Regions from separate parts of the Homo sapiens genome. Here region 2 is linked to region 1. A link is an interaction called in ENCODE POLR2A ChIA-PET data of the cell type or tissue named here. Cell type or tissue: Panc1. All regions are shown on one strand. Links, peaks and the distances in the headings refer to the core of each region. The heading gives the core; the rest is flanking DNA. Region 1 has its middle 120 kb from the start of SPATS2L. Region 2 overlaps SPATS2L (spermatogenesis associated serine rich 2 like).

Region 1 (5,391 bases), core at 310-5,309:
ATAGGATTATAGTTAGACCTAGGTTCAAATTATAGCTCCCTCTGTTCCTAACTATCTGACATTAAGGGTGAAATTACCCAGTCTTTCTGAGTTCCGGTTTCCTCACCTCTAAAATGGGGGTAATAACATTCATCTTTCAATGTCATTGTGAGAATTAGATACACTGTCTAAAAAGTGTCTTGCAGAGTCCTTGTTACATGGTAAGCATTTAATAAAAAGCAGCTACTGTTATGATCAGGAGCCTGGAGGATATAATTGTCATAATTTAATCCAAGATATGAAAGAGGACAAGTGGATGACAGTTGGTAAAACTTAGTAGCAATTTTCCTTGGAATTGTTGACATAAATAAATGCATGAGTCCTTGATTATACATTTTCCAACAACTTCAATTAATTGTGGTTTCATTTCTGAAACTCTCTCTTCAACTCCAGGACTTGCACAAGTGAAAAACACTTAGCATCAAATTTAGAGTTAAAAAAAAAAAGCAATATAGAATCCAAGTGTTTGCTCCTCAGCATGTTATAATCATAACTAACCCCATGCCCTTACTTGTAATCAAACTTTCTTTCCTTGATTTCCCCTTTATTTATAAGAATGTAGATTAAAGCTCAGGCTGCAACACAGACCTTGGCCAAAATTGGGAAGTGTTAAAAATTGATATTTGTCAGTTTTCCCTTTAGTTTGATACTTAATCAAATCTCCAAGGCCAGTCTTCAAGCTGTTGTTTAATGCTTGGGGTATCTGCCACTACCTCTGCACTCTGCCCATCTGTCTCTCCTCCTTTCAGAGTCCAGGAAATTCTTCTGTTGAAGTCCATTTCTTTTGAATATTGGTGAACAGACACCATCTACTCTTGTTTTAGTTGCTTTCCCTAGTTCAATGCATAGATGACATATTAGTTAGCTATAACCTACCATCTACTAACAACTTCAAAATCTCAAGGGCTTACAACTAAAATAACTGTCTTCATATTCACCAGTCTGCAAGTAGACTGAAGTGCAGTTTTTATGGGCTGGGAGGTTTTTTTAAGGCTGCAGGTCTGTTGGGCTTAGCTGCAGGCTGTTGACTAACTCCATGTCTGCTCCCAATGTATTTTCATCCTTCCTGGACTCGTGACCACCCAGGGAATGTCCTCGTGGTGAAGGATTGGTGCACAAGCCAAAACACAAAAGCATGTTTCAAGTCTCTGCTCACAACATTTACTAGCATTCCATTTACCAAGTCAAGTCACATGGTCAAGCCCAACATCAATGGCATAAGGAAGAATGCAAAGTTACATGGAAAAAGGCATGGGAGTATAAGGTGAAACCACAGGGAATTGCTGATATTTGACCATTTTTACTTAATCAAAAATGGAAATTTTATATAGCCTGACCTTATATTCCTATTACCCAAGGAAATGAAGAACTAGATAATCTTCATTTAATCCAATCTACCACAGATGGCTTCCATTTAACACACTGACTTTCACAACCAATATATTAATTTTTTAAATGTTAAAACCTTAATATCTTTGATCGGATTATAATATACCTACCTGTGACTTTGTGGCCTCTATCATTTTAAAAAATATACAATTTAGTAGTTGTTAGTATATTCATGTAGTTGTGCAATCATCACCAAATCTAATTTCAGAACAATTTTATCATTCCAAAAAGAAACCTGTACCTGTTGGCAGTCATTCTATGTTTCCCCTCACCCTAGTCCCTGGAAACCAATAATCTTTTTCTGTCTCTAAGCACTTGCCTGTTCTGGACATTTCATACAAATAAAATCATACAAAATGACATTTTGTGACAGGTTTCTTTCACTTAGCATAAGGCTTCCAGGTTCATTTATGTTATAGCACGATCAGTACTTCAATCCTTTTTATGGTCATGTAATAGCCCATTGTATGCATATACCACATGGTTTTTTTTTTTAGTTTTTTTTTTTTTACCGTTTGATGGATGTTTGTGTTGATTCCACTTTTTTGGCTATTATGAATAATGCTGCCATAAACGTGTGCGTACATGCTTTTGTGGGTACATACGTTTTCAATTCTCTTGAACATATACATAGTGGAATTTCTGGGTTGTGTGGTAATTCTATGTTTAACATCTTGAGGAGCTGCCAAACTCTTTTCCAAAGTGGCTGCAGCATTTTACAATCCCACCTGCTATGTATGAGTTTTCCAATTTCTCCACATCCTTACCAACATGTGTTATTGTCTGTCTTTTTAATTCAGCCAACCTAATGGGTGTGAAGTGGTTGTGTCTCATAGTGGTTTTAACTCACATTTCCCTAATGACTAACGACTTAGAGCTTTTTTTCTTGTGGTTTTTGGCCATTTGTATATCTTCTTTGGAGAAATGTCTATTCAAGTCCTTTGCCTATTTTTTAACTGGTTGTCTTTTTGTTGGTGAGTTGTTAAGAACCGGATACTAGATTTTTATTGGATATATGATTTGCAAATATTTTCACCCATTCTATGGGTTTTCTTTTGACTTTCTTGATAGAGTCCTTTAATGCAAAAATGTTTTTAATTGTGATAAAACAGAAATGTTTTATGTGAAGTTCAATTCACATACTTTTTTGTTGCTCTTTCTGCCTGTGCTTTTGTTGTCATATCTAAGAAACCATTGCCTAACCAAGGTTATGAAGATTTCTACCTCTCTTTTTCCTAAGAGTTTTAGCTTTAGCTCTTACATTTAGGTCTATGATTCATTTTGAGTTAATTTTTGTATATGATGTGAGGTATGGTTTCAACTTCATTCTTTGCATGTGGATATCAAGTTGTCCACAGGCCATTTGTTGAAAAGACTATTCTTTTCCCCATTGAATTGTCTTGGCATGCTTGTTGAAAATCAATTGACTATAAATGTAAGAATTTATTTCTGAATTCTCAGTTCTATTGCATTGACCTATGTGCTTACTGTTATGCCAATGTCACACTATATTTTTTATTGAAACTTTATTGTAGTTATTTTTTTGAGATAGGGTCTTGCTCTGTTGCCTGGGCTGGAGTGCTGTGGTGTGATTACAGCTCACTACAGCCTTGACCTCCCAAGCTGAAACGATCCTCCTGCCTCAGCCTCTCAAGTAGCTGGGACTACAGGCATGAGCAACCATGCTCAGCTACTTTATTTTTAACTTTTTTTTGTAGAGATGGGGTAACACTGTGTTACCCAGGCTGGTCTTAAACTCCTGGGCTCAAGTGATCCTCCTGCCTCAGCCTCCCAAAGTGCTGGGATTACAAGGGTGAGTCACTATACCTGGCCTATAGTAAGTTTTGAAATAAGGAAGTGCAAGCCTTCAAACTTTGTTTTTCTCTTTCAAGGTTGTTTTGGCGATTCTGTGTGCTTTTCATTTTCATATTAATTTTAGAATCAACTTGTCAGTTTCTGCCAAAAAAAAAAGCTAAACTTGGATTTTGATAGAGATTGTGTTGAATCTAAAGATCAGTTTGGAGCATACTGCCATTTTAAGAATATTATGCTTTCTGATCCATGAACATGGGATGTAGTTCTAAATATTTAGGTCTTGTTTTGTAGTTCTCAGAGTACAAGCATTGCAGTACTTTTCTTAAGTTTATTTCTAAACATTTTGTTCTTTTTGATGCTATTGTAAGTGGAATTGTTTTCTTAATTGCATTTTTGGCATGTTCATTGCTACTTAAAGAAATATAATTAATTTTTCTGTATTGATTTTGTACCGTGCAACCTTGCTGAACTCATTTATTAGCTCCAATAGTTTTTTTTTAATACAAATTAATTAGGATTTTCTACATACAAGATTCTATGTGAATAGAGACATCTTTATGTCTTCCTTTCTAATGTGGATGGTTTTTTATTTCTTCTTCTGACTAAATGGTCCTGGATAGAACCTCCAGTGCAATGTTAAATAGAAGTGGCAAGAGTAACCTTCCTTGTCTTGTTCTTATGGAGAACATTTTTCATGTTTCAGACTAAATATTGGTTTTTACAGATGTCCTTTATCACATTGTGAAAGTCCTCCCTATTTCTAGGTTGTTGAGTGTTTTGATCATAAAGGGCTGTTTTTAGTCTCTTTGTGCTTATTTCACATACCTCCACAATGAGGAATCAATGTTAGGGTTTAGTTCTTGATGAAAGAAAGACCTTGTTCCCTTTAATCTCAATACTTAAGAGTATATTCCTTGACCCAACAACAGCTTTTATATTTATTGTAACTAATATACTCAATTCTAAAATATACCCATTAATCCTTATTTGTTTAACTTTTAGAAAACATTCAGGTTAAGATGAATGCACACAGATTAAAAATTTCAATGACTGCAAGGCAGCCTGCTTAGAGCAAGCTGTGTTAATAATTTTTTCCATCAAAATCTTCTGACCTGAAACAAATGTGCAACTCTATAATTTTCCCACTTTAATTAACTTTAAAAAACTAACACCAACTGAAGAAATTTTAAATGAGTTCATTAGTCCAAATATGCACATTTTTTCTCTTAACAATTGAAATAAGAAGAATTTAAAAAGAAAATTCCTAAAAAGCTTTAAAAACAACCCCAAAATCCATATACTGTGCATTTTAAGTTTTGTCTGAGTCTGTACTTATTAAATAAGCAAAAAATATAAATCTAATATACTTCACCCTATCCTCTTTTGTCTTGTAGTTCAGCATCTCTTTTCTAGTTTACTTGGGTTTTCTTGTTTTTCTCTTGGCCCAAGTAAGTATTTCATAGATATAATTTGTCTCCAAACCCTTAATCCAAAATGACAGCAAATATACCCTCTGCAATTGAGGAAATAAACATAAAATAAGTAGTACATACCTTATTGCAGTCTTTTTTAACTTTGTGGGTCATAAACTATTTTTAAAAACTGATGCTCACTGTGGGTCCTCTCCCGAGAAAAATGCACACATGCATAGATAAATAAAATTCTGTATACAATTTTAGGAAGTCCTCATATGTGCACAGAGAATATGAAAAAAATTCAATATGTGTTTGAGCCTATATGTGCATTTAATTAAGCAAGTATACTAGGAAAATTCCAAAGACATAGGAATTACAAGTATTTTTTCACATTTTGCCTGTCATTTTTGTGTCCAGTTTAGACTCTTGCATTCCAGACTATCACACTGGACATCTCTGATGTTTCAAATGCTTCAGTCATTTGCAGACAAATACTAGAAATGTTCCTGCCTCACGGTGCAGCAGACAACTGGTTAATGCTCTGTGGACTGGAAAGAAAAAGAGCAATACAGAGAAACAATATTTCATTTTGCCTAGGATCTCTTTTTTATTGAATTCCTTGCCCCTTTGTTCCCTTCTCTCCCGGCTAAGAGCTTCCCGTATTGTCTCGAGGATGGGAAAACACAAGTTGGGGGAAGGAGGAGGCTAATTTTTCAGTGAGACTCTTCAATGC
Region 2 (5,391 bases), core at 159-5,158, 170 kb before region 1:
GTGCTTACATGAGAAGCAATAAACTTTGTTTCTCTTTGCTTTATTTCTCATGACCACATGCTTTCACCTATGTCCATTCTATAATGTGCCACAGATTGCAAAATTTAATGGTAGGAACAGTGTGTATGTGTATGTAGGTGTGTGTATCTGTGTAGGGATGTGTGTGTGTGGGGGGGTGGGGTGGGGAATAGTGGGGTGGAGCTAGAAAGGGAGTTTCACAATGGATCCAGAAGCAATTCACAGACACACATACACAGTCACACACACACACACACACACACACACACAGCCCTGTTCTGCTCTGTTCTGTTCTATCCTACCATTGGGAAACCAGATGATGAACTCTGGTGGGGGCGGGGGGTCGTACAATGGCATCAAGCCTCAGGCCTCAGTACAGATCCATCTTCAAGCACACAATTCTACTCATCCCCTCAATGGGTCATGTGCCATGCTAGTCTTTTTGGTAAAAAAAGAAAGAGTGCTCCTTTTCAGGTAGATACATTTGAAACAACACAAGAGCTTATTACGAGGTGATGAAAGCCAAAATAACAGTAGCTTATTTATTTAGAGGAAATCCCATATTGTGAGGACACTGCTGACCACCTGCCACCTGCTTCCCCTCCCCCAAGGAGGAGCGGCTTATCTCCTAGGTTCATTTGAAAGAATAAACAGGGTAACCCCCCTTCCTCTCCCCACTCCGATAGGATCCTTCTGCCTGCCGGCAAAGAGGGTAACTTTCCACCTGCTCTTGGCCATGCAATAAGCTTTGGGTGCAGGCCCTGCCCCTGGTTGGGGAGGACAGAGGTAGAGAAGGGGATGTAATGTCCCACTCTGCCTGTAACTGGGTCTCCTTACTGCAGGGGCGAAGTATTGGCAAACCATGCTGGCCCTGATCTAAAGACACATTTTCCAGTGAGCTTTTATCAGAAAGAAAGCTGACATTTTACTCTCCTCTTGCCTGACTGCCCTCTCTCTCAACATTACCTGGCACACTGTAGGAAACTAGTAAACAATTTTTGAAGAAGAGAATAAATGGACTTGGGTGGACCAGTTAGCTGACCTTCTAAAACCCCAGTGAAATTGTTCTGAACTTGAGGCTCTATGTATTTTTTATCACTCACCCCATAGTTGTAGTGCTTGCACATGGACCATATATGTTATTTATTTATAAAGGTTAAACATGTGCTTCTGTATTAATATATCACATACTTTATAGAAATATTCTAAAATAGAAATTTGAAAAGATATGGAAAAAGATGTTAATATAAGCTCCAATATATTCTTACACCCCCAAAGGATTATTTTGAGCACTCCACTTTGGAGCCCACTGGTCTAGAATTTCAGTACTGTAGAAGTTCAGAAGAGAAGGACTTAGAAGTCTGGAGTAGTCCAGACAGACTCAGCTGGACTGGAAGGGCCCTGGTTCACAGCCGTGCACTCCTTGCCACATGCTGTAAGATGACTTTCCATTTGCAGAAGATGCTCAGTGTATATGTGTTGAAATGAACTGGAAGGAGGTGAGGACTGAGCTAACAGTTGCTGAATGGCCAGGATTTACAGAGCTAGAAGGAAAATGGGAGGTGCATGCCAAATAAGACTTCTCTGGGAATACTTTATTCCAAGAACAGGCTTATCACACAAATGGGATAGAAGTTGGCTTTCATCACACTGACTTGAGCGCCAATATATTGCAGAGTAACAGGAAATAATGTTAGTCATTGGAAGACAGAGAAGAGTCAAAGTGGCAGGTTACCTTGAACAATGAAATAAAGGTAGAGAAATCTGGATTTGATTTGCTGTAGAATGAAATATGGAACCATTCAACATTTTAAAGATACAAACATCATCATGATATCTATGTTTTGTGAAGATTATTCTGAGGTTAGGGTGCAAGCTGGATGGAAAAAAAACTGGATTTGGTTAGAGCAGCTCAGAAGAGTCTGTAGTGAGACTATCAGAGTTTGATTAGAGTGATAAAGGTGGTAATAATGAAGAAAGTATGAAACTGAACATCAATTAGAAAGAATATGATCAAGCCTCAGTAAAATATGGAGGAAGAAAGAGAAGAAACCAAATACTCCTAGAAATGATTCCACCATTTAAAAACTAAACAACCCTAATTGATTTCTTGAAGTTTTTTATCCTGATTTGCTAGAGTAAGTAACAACAGTGTGAGTTGATATTTCCTTACTCCTATTTAAAAGCTTGGGGCTCAGCCTCTAACCTCAAAGAAAATTTGTGTGTGTGTGTATTTTTTTTTTTAAGAGTCAGGGTCTCACTCTGTCATGTTGTCCAGGCTGGAGTGCAGTGGTATAATCATGGCTCACTGCAACTTTGAACTCCTGGGCTCAAGGGATCCTCCCCTTCAGCCTCTCGAGTAGCTAGGACCACAGGTGTGCACTGCCACGCCTGGCTAATTTTAAATTTTGTTTTTAGATAGAGATGGGATCTCACTATGTTGCCTGGTCTCAAACTCCTGGCCTCAAGTGATCCTCCTGCCTTGACCTCCCAAAGTGCTGGGATTACAGGTATGGCCCACTGCATCCAGCTAAAAAACTCTTAAACATGGAAGATGGACCAAATTTTCAAGAGCCCAAGATATTACTACATTTGCTTGAAGATGCAATTTAGAAATGGCACTCTGCCTTAAAAAAAAAAAAGGAAATATCACCTTTGTGTGTATGTAGTGAATAACTCCTGATTTTCTGCATGTGAGTGAGCAGAGCAATCTGGTCAACCACAAGATGAAGACCAATATTAAATTCACGTACCTTTGCAGCCAGGTTTTTCCTGTATGTGAACTCCACTGTATTTCTAGCCATAGAATTTAGCTCTAAGATAATTTAGCCAAATGAATACTAAAAGACATGGAATAGCGGTGTAGGTCATGAAAATGCTGGAAGAAAAAGAAGTCCAAGCATTTTCATCAACTAGTGCTAATTCTGTGAACAGGTTATATGATGTGCCTGCATTTGTACAGTTCATCTTTTGAAACCTGTGTGCTAGATCCCTCAATGGCTTATTCTGAAAATGGTCTCCTAAGATGGTAAGAAATGACCAAAAATTACATAAAGCTCACTTTCCAAATAGAGTTATGCAGAAAATAATCTGCCATCTGGCTTTCTGGCTAACTTCACTTCTTTCCTTTTAGGCAGATATTATTTTATCCAGACCACACAGTTTGTTCGTCTAGTTGGTTCACGAAAATTTCAGAACATGACTCTGTAACAGGAATGTTTGGCAAGTGACAGAACAGTAGCTGCTTAACATCAGGCCAGTTTCCTTGTCTCAGTGGTTAAGCAAGTCTCTCCCAGGCTATGTGTGCTTGGGTGCCTTCAGTTATAAATTCAAACTGATGATTTGATGACATCTTTGATATCTCTCAAAGATCACGTCTCCAATGCACTTTGAGACATGTATTGCTCGCGTACATATACTGATGCTCAAAAATTAACTACGAAGACTTTAAAACCCAGTGCTACTTCATGAGAAACATTATGATAGTCTACTTGAATGCAGATTGATCTAAACCAAGTCAATGTACTTGTCATTTCATGTGAAATGGGAGTAAAGTTTCCCTATTCTTGTTACATAAAAAACAACCTGTGCTTTAAAATTTAGCCAAGTTGTGCTGGAGTATGGAAAAAGTAATTTGGTCTGGGTTGGCTTTTCAAAACCATAATCTAAGAAAAGAGGCATCTGATTTTTAAAAAATCAGATAAGTTGTATAGTTACTTTTCCCCCTCTCTACATTTTTCAAAAGGCAGAAATCAATGGTCTTTGTAACCACCTACCTGTCTCCAAAGAAAGTGACAGGCTGAGCTGAAAGTTAGAGCCTCCAAACTTCTGCCAATGTAAGGGAGGAAGGCTTTTAATGACACTATGGGCTTGGCATTATTTCTCAGTGGCCTCACTTAGCCAGCAATGCTAAGGGCTCCAGCAGAGCCTAAAGCATAATTCTACAGACACTGACAATGAAAGGACTTTCAGGAATGTAGTAACCGATCCTACAGAAGCAGTTTAGAAGGGAAAACACATGTCCAAAAAAATCTGGCCCCAAACAGAGGTGGAATGAACAGAATTCAACATCTGTGAAGAATGTTGGATGATGACATTATAGTTCTCAAGAAAATATTCAGTAACAACTTCACACAATTTTAATAAACACAGTTTATCTAGATCCTTGAAAGTAACAATTCCATTGCTATGGTTTGAATGTATCCCTTAAAGTTCATGTGTTGGAAACTTAATCCCCAATGCAGCAGTGCTGGGGGGAGTGATTAGGTCATGATGGCTCTGCCCTCATAAATGATTAATGTCCTTATTGCAGGAGTGGGTTAGTTATCTGGAGAGTGGCTTTGTTGTAAAAGCAAGGTGAGCCCCCTCTTGCTCTCTTGCCAGCCATGAGATGAAGGCAGCACAAAGGCCCTCCCTTCACCAGACACCAATGCCATACTTCCTAGCCTCCAGAACCATGAGCCAAATAAACTTCTGTTCACAAACTACACAATCTAGAGTATTCTGTTATACAAAATAGGCTGACATCCATGATCCCTAAAGCGTTATTAGTCATTTACCAAGCCATCCTCAGATTTTTATTTCCTATTGAATCTAGTTGATAAGTTATATTGCTCATTTGCATAATTCCATTTCCTCCACTATGTCTTTGATCCAGAGCATGACATCATGTAGTCAGAGAATGGAAAATGTTTCTATATTTTGGGAGAAAAAAAAGCAATGTTTGTGATAACCCATTTTTTTCCCTCCTTCTAAGCTAAACACTTATAATTCTTAACACATGTTTTTTTCTTGGAACCATTTTTTTACTTCTGGCTTTATGTAAAATGTGAGAATTTTCTGTCTCAGAAAATGGCACTAGTTCATCTCTTATGATGTCCCCATTGTATGTTCATTGCCAGTGAGACAAATCTGTTTAGTGCCATCATTATTATTACTATAAACAGACCTGTATAATGTGCTTTTATGCATGTTTATCATTTTCAGTTTCAGAACTGTGTTATTTAGGCCTTGATCAGAAAGGTTTTCATATGAATAATGAGCCTGACTTTCTGGTCTGAAATTCCAATACACTTTATAGATAGATACACATAATACCCATTTACCGTGGACTGACTTGTAATTCAAATAAGAAATTCAAAACCACAGGTGTAAATGTACTATTAGTGTTGGGCTTTGACTTGTAAACAGGAATATAATTCATGAATTCCGTTAATTATTTAGTCAACCATTACATAGATATTTCTCAGTCAAGTTGTAAAATCTTAACATTCAGGTTTTAAGTGTGTTTTACAGGTACACACGATAATCTTAATCTCTAAAGACTTGGAAATAAGGAAACAACCTTCTTTATTTCCTTATGAAATAAGACTC

The links. ChIA-PET counts read pairs that join two places held together with the same protein. Peaks named below come from ENCODE experiments on the same cell type or tissue, not always from the same donor. Only the 100,000 strongest peaks of a DNase experiment are listed, where the experiment ranks them.
Region 2: POLR2A ChIA-PET joins it to region 1 with 7 read pairs; 3 of 35 experiments call an interaction of 5 or more read pairs at or near these places.

Annotation. Positions count from the first base shown.
Region 1 is chr2:200,185,893-200,191,283 of GRCh38, reverse strand. No RefSeq gene overlaps it. Among named protein-coding and RNA genes, the nearest start is that of SPATS2L, 120 kb to the left of the region's middle. In Panc1, for the core only: no CTCF peak of the experiment used is centred there; no DNase peak of the experiment used is centred there.
Region 2 is chr2:200,355,865-200,361,255 of GRCh38, reverse strand. The region is part of intron 2 of SPATS2L (spermatogenesis associated serine rich 2 like); the gene reads right to left. Among named protein-coding and RNA genes, the nearest start is that of SPATS2L, 52 kb to the right of the region's middle. In Panc1, for the core only: no CTCF peak of the experiment used is centred there; no DNase peak of the experiment used is centred there; H3K27ac peaks cover 4,223 bases.